Linked DNA regions of Homo sapiens: region 1 is linked to region 2. A link is an interaction called in ENCODE POLR2A ChIA-PET data of the cell type or tissue named here. Cell type or tissue: OCI-LY7. All regions are shown on one strand. Region 1 holds the start of LOC124901106 (a long non-coding RNA gene). Region 2 overlaps NDST1 (N-deacetylase and N-sulfotransferase 1).

Region 1 (5,000 bases), 93 kb after region 2:
TCCAAGCTCCACTGCTTCCTGTTACTCTGTCTCCCTCCTCCTGTGGTCAGGGGTAGGTGGGACAAGGCTCCTTCCCTGGGCGGTGGAGCCTGTGTGACAAGTGAGAAACTGGGACTTCTTACCCTGTAAGGAAAGATGCAGGGAGCCATTGTCCACGCCCTCTGGGAAACTCAGTCTTGGGACCCTCCCTCTTGGCTGGCATCAGTCTCTAACCTCCAAGGGCACGGGCAGGATGACCGTGGGATTTCCCTCAGCTGTGTCCTGAAACTGCTGCACAGAGAAAAGAGTTCGGACTGCCATTCTATCACCATTGGTTTAGAATCTAGTGACTGTGATGCATTATTCCCTTTATTTTAAATTTAGGCTGGGCGCGGTGGCTCACGCCTATAATCGCAGCACTTTGAGAGGCCGAGGTGGGCAGGTCATTTGAGGTCAGGAGTTGGAGACCAGCCTGACCAACATCGTGAAACCCCGTCTCTATGAAAATACAAAAATTAGCCGGGCATGGTGGTAGGCACCTGTAATCCCACCTACTCAGGAGGCTGAGGCAAGAGAATCGCTTGAACTCAGGAGGCAGAGGTTGCAGGGAGCTGAGATCACGCCACTGCACTCCAGCCTGGTGACACAGTGAGACTCCGTCACACACACACACACACACACACACACACACACACACCCCAAAACAAAAAAAACTATAAATTTAGTTTTACCTTGTATTGAAGTTGTAAATTCACATAGTCTAAAGAATCAGGCCGGGTGCAGTAGCTCACGCCTGTAATCCCAGCACATTGGGAGGCTGAGGCGGGCAGATCACCTGAGGTCAGGAGTTCAAGACCAGCCTGGTCAACATGGTGAAACCCTGTCTCTATTATAAACACAAAAAAATTAGCCTGGCATGGTAGCACGAGCCTGTAGTCCCAGCTACTAAGGAGGCTGAGGCAGGAGAATCACTTCAACCCAGGAGGCAGAGGCTGCAGTGAGCCGAGATCGCTCCACTGCACTCCAGCCTGCGCTATAGAGTGAGACTCCGCCTCAAACAAGCAAACAAGAATCAAATAGTTCTACAAGATTTGCTGTAAAATGAGTAGCAGATCTTCACCATCCTCTTTACATCAGTTTCAAACTTAAAAAAAATTTTTTTTTCCATCTCCGTCCCCAAACCGCCTACCCAATTTAAAACTTTTTCAGCTGGGCATGGTTGCTCACGCCTGTAATCCCAGCACTTTGGGAGGCCAAGGCAGGTGGATCATCTGAAGTCAGGAGTTTGAGACCAGCCTGGCCAACATTGTGAAACCCCATCTCTACTAAAAAAAAAAATACAAAACTTCGCCAGTGGTGGTGGTGGGTGCCTGTAATCCCAGCTACTTGGGAGGCTGAGGCAGGAGAATCACCTGAACATGGGAGGCAGAGGTTGCAGTGAGCTGAGATTGCGCCACTGTATTCCAGCCTTGGGTACAGAGCAAGACTCCATCTCAAAAAAAGAAAGAAAGAGAGAGAGAAAAAAAGAAAGAACTCTAAAGTCATTCTGATTCCTAATCTTCTGATTCCTAATCCTTTGTATCTGTCTTGATTTTTCCTTTCTGGAAATTTGCAGAATCTTCTCTTTGTTCTTATTTTGCTGAAACTTCACAACAGCATCCCTTGCTGTGAAATTGCTTTCACACCTTGTCCTCAGTGCTCACTGGGCCTCTTCAGTTTGGAAATTTATGTCCTTGAGTTCTGGAAAATGTATTGACTTATTTCACTGATGATTTCTTCCCCTCTATATTTTCTGTTCTCTATTTCTGGAACTTGGTATTTGGCTGTTGGGCCTCCTGGACTGGTGTTTAATTCTCTTATCTTTTCTGTCTGATTTTTAAATTTATCTTTGTGGTCCACACTTTGGGAGATTTTAAAAAAACACTTTATCTTCCATCTATTGACTGTTTAATATCTGCCCTCATATTTTAAATCTTCAAGAGCTATGCTTTGTTCTTCTATACTACTTATACTTTTATAGCATCCTATTCTTGTTTCATGGGTGCAGTATCCTCCTTTTTCTCCCTAGGGCTATTAATGACAGTTCATTTCCTCCATAGTGCTTTTTTTTTTTTTTCTGTGTGGTTGTTTTGTTCACTCTCTTTTATGTTAAAGGCTTTCTTTAGATGTCCCAGGATTCTGGATTATCTAAAAAACCTGATTGTCTAAGACAGCTGTGACCCATGAGTAGGACTTATCCACCAAGGGCTTCCTATAGGGTATTCTGGTTGAGTTGTTTCATCAGGAAATTCCCAGTGTCAGAGTCCTGAGGCCTTTTTTTCCTGGGATGGTCATGCTCCACAGAGAAGCTTCCTCCAGGCTGTGGCTTGGGTGAAGGCCTGGCTTTCACACTGTGGGTAGGGGAGAACACTGGGCCTCTCAGCTTCAGTACCAGGCTCACGTTCTTTATTTGTCTGGGAAAGACACTTGCAATTGTCCCTCAAGGAGGGGGACGGGTGGCCCTCGGGGAGGGAGAGGGCGTGGGTATCTCACTGCCTCAGAAACAGACTTCCAAACTACCTTCCTCTTTTTAGTCCCACCTCTACTCACCACCCAGGTACCCGACACACCAGTTCCTGAGTCTGTTCTGCCACCTAACTACGTGGCTTCTCAGCTTTTCTAGCCGCAGGTTTAGGATGCAGTTTTTTTGGGGTCTACTAAGGGACTTAACACTTGCTCACCTGCTTTCCTGCTTCTCAAATTCTATTGTTTTCTCATCTCCTGTTCTCTTTGTTCTTGTAGATTTACACTTAAAACAACCTATGGTCATTTTAGTGACAAAAGCAAAGTGAGAGAGGAAGCAAAAGTAAATGTGTGCTCTATCCATCATTACAATCTTCAAAAAATAAGACCTAATTCATGTACCATAACATTCACCCTTTAAAAACTGTATAAAATTCAATGGTTTTTTGTACATCCACAAAGTTGTGCAACCATCATATCTATTCTAGAATATTTTCATTACCCAAAAGGGAGCCCCATACCTGTTAGCAACCACTCCCCCTCCTTTCTTCCCCACAGCCCCCCAGCAACCCCTAATCTATATTTTGTCTCTGTGGATTTGCCTATTTTGGGCACTTCTCATAAATGGAATCATACAATGTATGGCCTTTTGTGTCTGGCTTTTTTCACTTAGCATAATGTTTTCAAGGGTCATCTATGTCGTGGTATGAATCAGTACTTCATTATTTTTTAAAGTAACAGTTTTATTGAGTATTCATTCCTCTTTATGACAGAGTACTATTTCATTGTATGGATACACCACATTTTGTTTACCTATTCATCAGTTGAATATTTGGGTTGTTTCTACTTTTTTGATATTATGAATAATGGCCCTATGAACATTCATTTGTGGGCAAATTTTTGTGTGGATATAGGATACCATTTGTCTTGACTACACAGAAAATAGCTTAATAAATATTTGAGCTGGGCACAGTGGCTCACGCCTGTAATCCCAGCACTTTGGGAGGCCAAGGCGGGTGGATCACTTGAGGTCAGGAGTTCGAGACCAGCCTGGCCAATGTGGTGAAACCCCATCTCTACTAAAAATACAAAAAAATTAGCCAGGCATGGTGGCGCACAGCTGTAGTCCCAGCTACTCAGGAGGCTTAAGCATGAGAATCGCTCGAACCTGGGAGGTGGAGGCTGCAGTGAGCCGAGATCACATCACTGCACTCCAGCCTGGGTGACAGAGCAAGACTCTGTCTTAATTAAATAAATAAATAAATAAATATTTGAACAGTACAGTTTCACTTTTTTTTTTTTTGGTGGGGGTAATATCCATCATCTCAAACTTTTATCATTTCTTTGTGTTGGGAACATTCAATATCCTTTTTCCAGCTGTTATTGAACCTAGCGAGGTTCTGCTCACATGGCATCATAAGGCCAAATATTTATATCGAGGTTTGTAGTGGAATAAAAGAGGGTATTTATTTGTAGACGACCAAGTAAAAGAATTGGGCATCTCATGCTTAAGAGCTGACCTTGGTTGGGTGCAACAGCTCATGCCTATAATCCCAGCACACTGTGGGGCCAAGGCAGGAGGATCACTTGAGTCCAGGAGTTTGAGACCAGCCTGGGCAATATAGTGAGACACATGGTCTCTACAGAAAAATTAGCTGAGTGTGGTGGTGTGTACCTGTATCCCCAGCTACTCGGAGGCTGAGGTGGGAGGATCCCTTGAGCCTGGGAAGTTCAGGCTGCAGTGAGCCATGATTGCATCACTGCACTTCTTCAAGGGGGACAGAGTGAGACCCTGTCTCAAAAAACAAAACGAAACAAAGAAACCCATCTCCAATGAGTGGCTTATAAGCAAGGATTTTTTTTTTTTTTTTTTTTTTTTTGAGACAGAGTCTCGCTCTGTCACCCAGGCTGGAGTGCAGTGGCGTGATCTTGGCTCACTGCAAGCTCCGCCTCCCGGGTTCACGCCATTCTCCTGCCTCAGCCTCCAGAGTATCTGGGACTACAGGCGCCTACCACCACGCCCGGTTAATTTTTTGTATTTTTTTAGTAGAGATGGGGTTTTGCCGTGTTAGCCAGGATGGTCTCGATCTCCTGACCTCGTGATCCGCCCGCCTCGGCCTCCCAAAGTGCTGGGATTACAGGCGTGAGCCACTGCCCCCAGCCATAAGCTAGGATTTTAAAGGCAGGGGTAAATCTGAGGAAAGCAGAAGTTATAGGCAAAATTCTAAATCAATACATGAAGGTTATATATTGGTTTGACCTAAAAAGGTGGGACATCTTGAAGTGGGGGTCCACAGGTCATGGGTGGATTTAAAGATTTTCTCATTTGTCATTGGTTAAGGACACGAACGTTTGTCTAAAAATCTGGGGTCAGAAAAAAGGAATGTTAGCTCTGGCCTGTGGGCATGACCTCCTCCAGGCCCCTCAGAAAGAAATTTATTTATTTTTAATGTTTAAAATGTATTATTTATTGAGACAGGGGCTCGCTCTGTCACCCAGACTGGAGTTTAGTGGGACAA
Region 2 (5,000 bases):
CATCTTTCAAGATCCAGGTTCCAAAGTCATGACCCCTCTGAAGTCATCACCAACCACTGCCCCCTCTCCCACTCCTAAGTCTCATTCCTCAGGCTCCCGCCTCATCCCCACTCCACGGTGCAGAGGCTGAAAACCAGGACCCTGGAGCCCAAACAAAATGCAGACTGTGCTCTTTGGCTTGCACAGTATTTTTCTTTAATTTGGGATTCGTTAGCAACATTTTTAAATCAGGAGATTTTATATAAAAGTCAGAACTTCTAACTTGTCTCTAAAGAGGGCAAGTTCTGGTGACACTGGGCACACATCCTCACCTGCCACCATCAGCTGAGGCACTTAGAGTGCCAGCCTCAAATGGGCTGTGTATCCTGCAGTTAACACCATCAGCATCTCTATGTACAGTCTCACAGCCAACCTCTTTCCTTCATCTGGCTTCCTGCCCAGCCCCTGGGTGCACCTGAGCATGTGGTCTGTGCAGAGTAAACTGGGGGCATTCCTGCACATGGCTCTACCTCCTGTAGCCTGCAGATCTGTGGGGCAGGACCAGGGCTTACTGACCTCTGCACAGGCCCTCACCAGCACCCGGCACACACAGCCCTCAGCACAAAACAGTGTCCTTTCTTCCTCCTCCCCCAGTGCCCGGGTGCCACTCAAGGGCAGGAACCAAGTCTGATTCATCGTGGAAGCTCCCACTTTTCCCAGGGTCAGGTCCTTATTGAATACTCAGGATATGAATGAATGAGCAGCTGTTATTATTTCCAATTTACAGATAAGGAGACAAAGACTTCAAGGTGAAGTGACTTGCCACAGTCACATGGAAACCACCAAATCTTGACTCAAATGGGTTTCCTTCCTGACTTTGAGTTTGGTCTTTCATTCCTCCCTGAAACCCAAGGGTTCCTACAATAAAAATAACACCAACAACATTATAATTATCATCATTATGAATACTGCCATACTATGAGCCTGGCACTGTGCTAAGCACTTTTTTTTTTTTTTTTTTTTTTGAGACGGAGTCTCACTCTGTCACCCAGGCTGGAGTGCAATGGCACTATCTTGGCTCACTGCAACCTCCGCCTCCCAGGTTCAAGCAATTTTCCCACCTCAGCCTCCCGAGTAGCTGGGATTACAAGCACCCACCATCATTCCCGGCTAATTTTTGTAGATATGCGGTTTTGCCATGTTGGCCAGGCTGGTCTTGAACTCCTGACCTCCGATGATCCACCCACTTCGGCTTCCCAAAGTGCTAGGATTACAGGCGTGAGCCACCACGCCCAGCCAGCACTTTTTATACCTCATTTCATGTAATCCTTACAACTAATATTGTTATCCACATTTACAGTTGAGTAAAATAAGGCTCAGAGAGGTTGTCACTTGCCCAACATCACACAACTGTTCAGTGGCAGAGCTGAAATGTGAACCCAGAACCCATGGGTGGGAGATAACTCCAGAGCCTGCAGAGGAACCTTGGCTTGGGGTAGGCAGGGGCATGAGGGGAACCTCAGCCACAAAGGCCAGTGGCCCACAGCCCTCAGCCAGGCTCCCACTGCACTCCCCTAGCCCTAGTCCCAGCTTTCCCTGCCAAGGTGCTGAGGATAATGAATGAGATGCTCTGGTCGTCATGGAGACGCCATGGCAACGCTGCACTTTCGGGAAATACCACGGTAACCGTGGCCACTGCTCTGGAGTTGAAGTCACTCTATCTAACATCCCCACCTGAAAATGCTGCCCCGGACCCATAAGAGAAAAGGGGCAGAGGTACAAGGGCCTTCTTACAGGAGCAAGCTGTCCAGAGACTGGGACCAGGGAAGGGGGTCCGGCTTGGGCCTGTGATGAATGGGTGGGCTCCAGGAATGAGACCAAGAGCTCCATAAAAGCAGGTATGGAGACTGAGCAAGCCATGCCTTTCATGGTGAATTGTGCCCAGTAACCCAACTCACATGTACACCATGCCTACTGTGCGCCAGCAGGCCTCCTTAGAAGGGCTGTGCACACCCTTCTATTTCACTCTAGTGGTGACAGCTAGCATAACAGTTAAAGGCCGAGACTGGAGCTAGCCTGCCTGAGCTTGAATCTTTGAATCTTTTCTTTCTTTTTTTAAGAGTCTTGCTCTGTTGCCCAGGATCACTCCAGCCTTCCCCTCCTGGGTTCAAGCTTCGAGCGATTTTCGAGCCTCAGCCTCCTGAGTAGTGGGGATTACAGGCACCTGCCACCATGCCCAGCTAATTTTTGTATTTTTAGTAGAGACGGGGTTTCGCCATGTTGCCCAGGCTGGTCTCGAACTCCTGACCTCAAGTGATCCACCTGCCTCGGCCTCCCAAAGTGCTGGGATTATAGACGTGAGCCACTGTGCCCAGCATATTTTCATTTTTTGAGACAGTGTCTTTCTCTGTTGCCCAGGCTGGAGTGCAGGGGCACAATCACACTTACTGCAGCCTCAACTTCCCACGCTCAAGTGATCCTCCTACCTCAGTCTCCCAAGCAGCTAGGACCACAGGTGTGTGCCACCATGCCCAGCTAATTTTTTAATACAGACAAGGTATCCCTATGTTGCCTAGGCTGGTCTTGAACTCCTGGTCTCAAGCAATCCTCCTGCCTTGGCTTCCCAAAGTGCTGGGATTACAGGTAATTCCCGGGTGCAGTGGCTCCCAGCTGGGGCTTGAATGTTGGCTCCATTATTTACCAGCCTCATGACCTTTGAGCAAATCTCTCAACCTCTCTGAACCTCAGTTTCACTAAATCTAAAATGGGGTTTATACTACTTATCTATCTTGCAGGGCAGCTACCAAGACAAAGAGAGATGAGGCATGTAAAACACTGAGCTCAGTGCCTGGCACATGGTAATATAAGCTAATAAAATGATTACTCAGTAACAGATTTGGAAAGTGAGGCTCAGGAAGGAACTGGCCCAAGGCCACATATCAAATTAGTAGTGAATTGAGAAAGAGAGAGGAAGGGAGGCCAGGCTGACGCCAGAGGGAAGGAGCAAGAGAATGGGATCCAGGAAGGAGGTTCGAGATCTTTCTGGGAGTGCGGAACAAGCAAACGACCTGTTTCCTCATCCTGTATTTACTGAGCACCACTAGGTGCCAAGCATGCCACTAGGCACTGAAAATGCAGTGGCGACCATGACCTTTCCACAAGGGTTTCTAGAGGTCTCTGGAACCCAAGGTTTTATGTCTCTGGTACGACATGGCTGCAGTGAATGGGGGAAGGTGCCCAGGGCCTTGAATGCTCACCCAGCCCACATTTTATTTCCAGCCTAGGTCACTCTTGACAATGCCCTCTGTGGACCACACACTGCTCCCTGCCCCCCCAACACACACACCACATTCACATGCACATGACAGGCTCAAATGGCATCATCATAGGCATCTGGGCCACATGCACATGGGGTGGGGGCTGAGAGGAGGTCAGTGCAGAAAGAGCTCTGCCAGCAACCTCAGAAGGATGTGAATGGGTGGGTACCTGGACTTGGGCAGGGACCTGAGCAGGGGAGGGCGTAGCAGTGGCTGCAGGCCTGGGGAACAGGTAGCCCCACATGCACCCAGGGCCACTCCCCATAGCTGATCCAGCCCCTCCCAGCCAGTCACACCCCCAGCACAGTCACATCATCACCCCCACCCAGCCACACCCCACAGCTTCCCAGCTCCACCAGCCACCCTACCACAGCCTGCCCCACCCACCACATCCAGCTCAGCAAGGAAAATCCTCCACATTTGCTTCCCAGCTGTGCGGGAGTTTCTCCAGCGTGATTACATCCCTGGGAGGCCGAGACCAGAAGCAAATCCCTTCCTCTGCTGGAATCTGCTACATGCCCCATCCCCCATCACCCCCACAGTGCTGCCTGGCCAGGAGCCAAGCTGCCGCCTGTCAGTCACCCCAGAGTCCAGGACCACCACCACCGGGAAAGAGACTGTTGGAGGTCTGGCTCAGAGTCGCAGGGCCACAGAGAGCACAGTCTACCCTGCAGTAAGCCCCTGGGGACACTGAGACCCAGAGAGAGGAAAGGACCTCCTGGCTTGTGCCGTCTGGTGTGCCCCACTCTCATTTACCTTGGTCCATTTTCTTGTCCATTAAAACCCTGTCCCTCCTCCTCCAATGCCAGCCTCAGCAGGGAGGTGAACAAGCCTGCTCTGGATTTCTAAAGTCCTGATTGAGCTCCCCTGCTCCACATCCCACCACGCAACACCAGGTATCAGTTGTTCTTGCAACTAGAACATGGGGCTCCCAACTTCACTGAAAGCTTTCCAAGGCACAAGCCATCTCCTACCCACAGCAGGTACTCAAGAGCCTTGTGCCCTTGCCAATTACCTTCCCCTCTGTGAATCTGCTACGCGGCATCTCCAAGCTAAATGCATTAATAACATTAACTTCCATTTATGAGACATGCCATGTCTGCGTTACATGCCATTATTTCAACCTTACCACAGCACCATGACCTAGATTCCCCCCATTATACGGATGAGAAACTGAGGTCCAAAGAGGCCAGTCACTTGCTGCAGCCCACAGAGCTAATAAGGGGGTGAATGGGAACTTCAGCACACAGCTGCTGGGCTCCAGAGCCTGGGCCCCTCATCCCCCATCTCCGCAGCCCCTCTGTGATCACCTAAGACAGCTAACATTTGCCAGATGCCCTGCACATCCCTTTCTCCATTCCTTTTCAATAGTTTTCTGTCTGTGTTTGTTTTCATCCATTTTATATGTGTTTTAGTATCACAAGCAGCCTCTAGTGATCTTTCTTGGAAGTAGCTCACAGATCATCCGTCAATCAACAAGGAAACAAAGCATTAAGCACTACTGGTTCACTCCCTGGTTCTCAACTTGTGAATCTGTTCTGGGTTCCCTGGCAGGGAAGGCCCAACAGAAAACCTCAGGAACTTAGACCTCACTTGTTGAGAATGTGTCCTTCTTCCAACAGGGCCTGAGTTGCGAGTTTACCTTTGTACCAGCTCTGAAAAAAAGGGCTTACCGAGCAAACATACCAGACAGCCTGGGGGTGG

What was found. Peaks named below come from ENCODE experiments on the same cell type or tissue, not always from the same donor. Only the 100,000 strongest peaks of a DNase experiment are listed, where the experiment ranks them.
Region 1: POLR2A ChIA-PET joins it to region 2 with 6 read pairs; 5 of 35 experiments call an interaction of 5 or more read pairs at or near these places.

The regions. Positions count from the first base shown.
Region 1 is chr5:150,417,329-150,422,328 of GRCh38, reverse strand. LOC124901106 (a long non-coding RNA gene) reads right to left here and starts at 270. Exons shown (of 2, transcript XR_007058994.1): 1 at 123-270. In OCI-LY7, no CTCF peak of the experiment used is centred here; a DNase peak (open chromatin) is centred at 2,578; H3K4me3 peaks cover 775 bases; H3K27ac peaks cover 857 bases.
Region 2 is chr5:150,510,565-150,515,564 of GRCh38, reverse strand. The region is part of intron 1 of NDST1 (N-deacetylase and N-sulfotransferase 1); the gene reads right to left. Among named protein-coding and RNA genes, the nearest start is that of NDST1, 4.9 kb to the right of the region's middle. RefSeq lists enhancers at 2,922-3,575, 4,877-5,000 and a silencer at 3,664-3,958. In OCI-LY7, a CTCF peak has its summit at 1,982; a DNase peak (open chromatin) is centred at 434.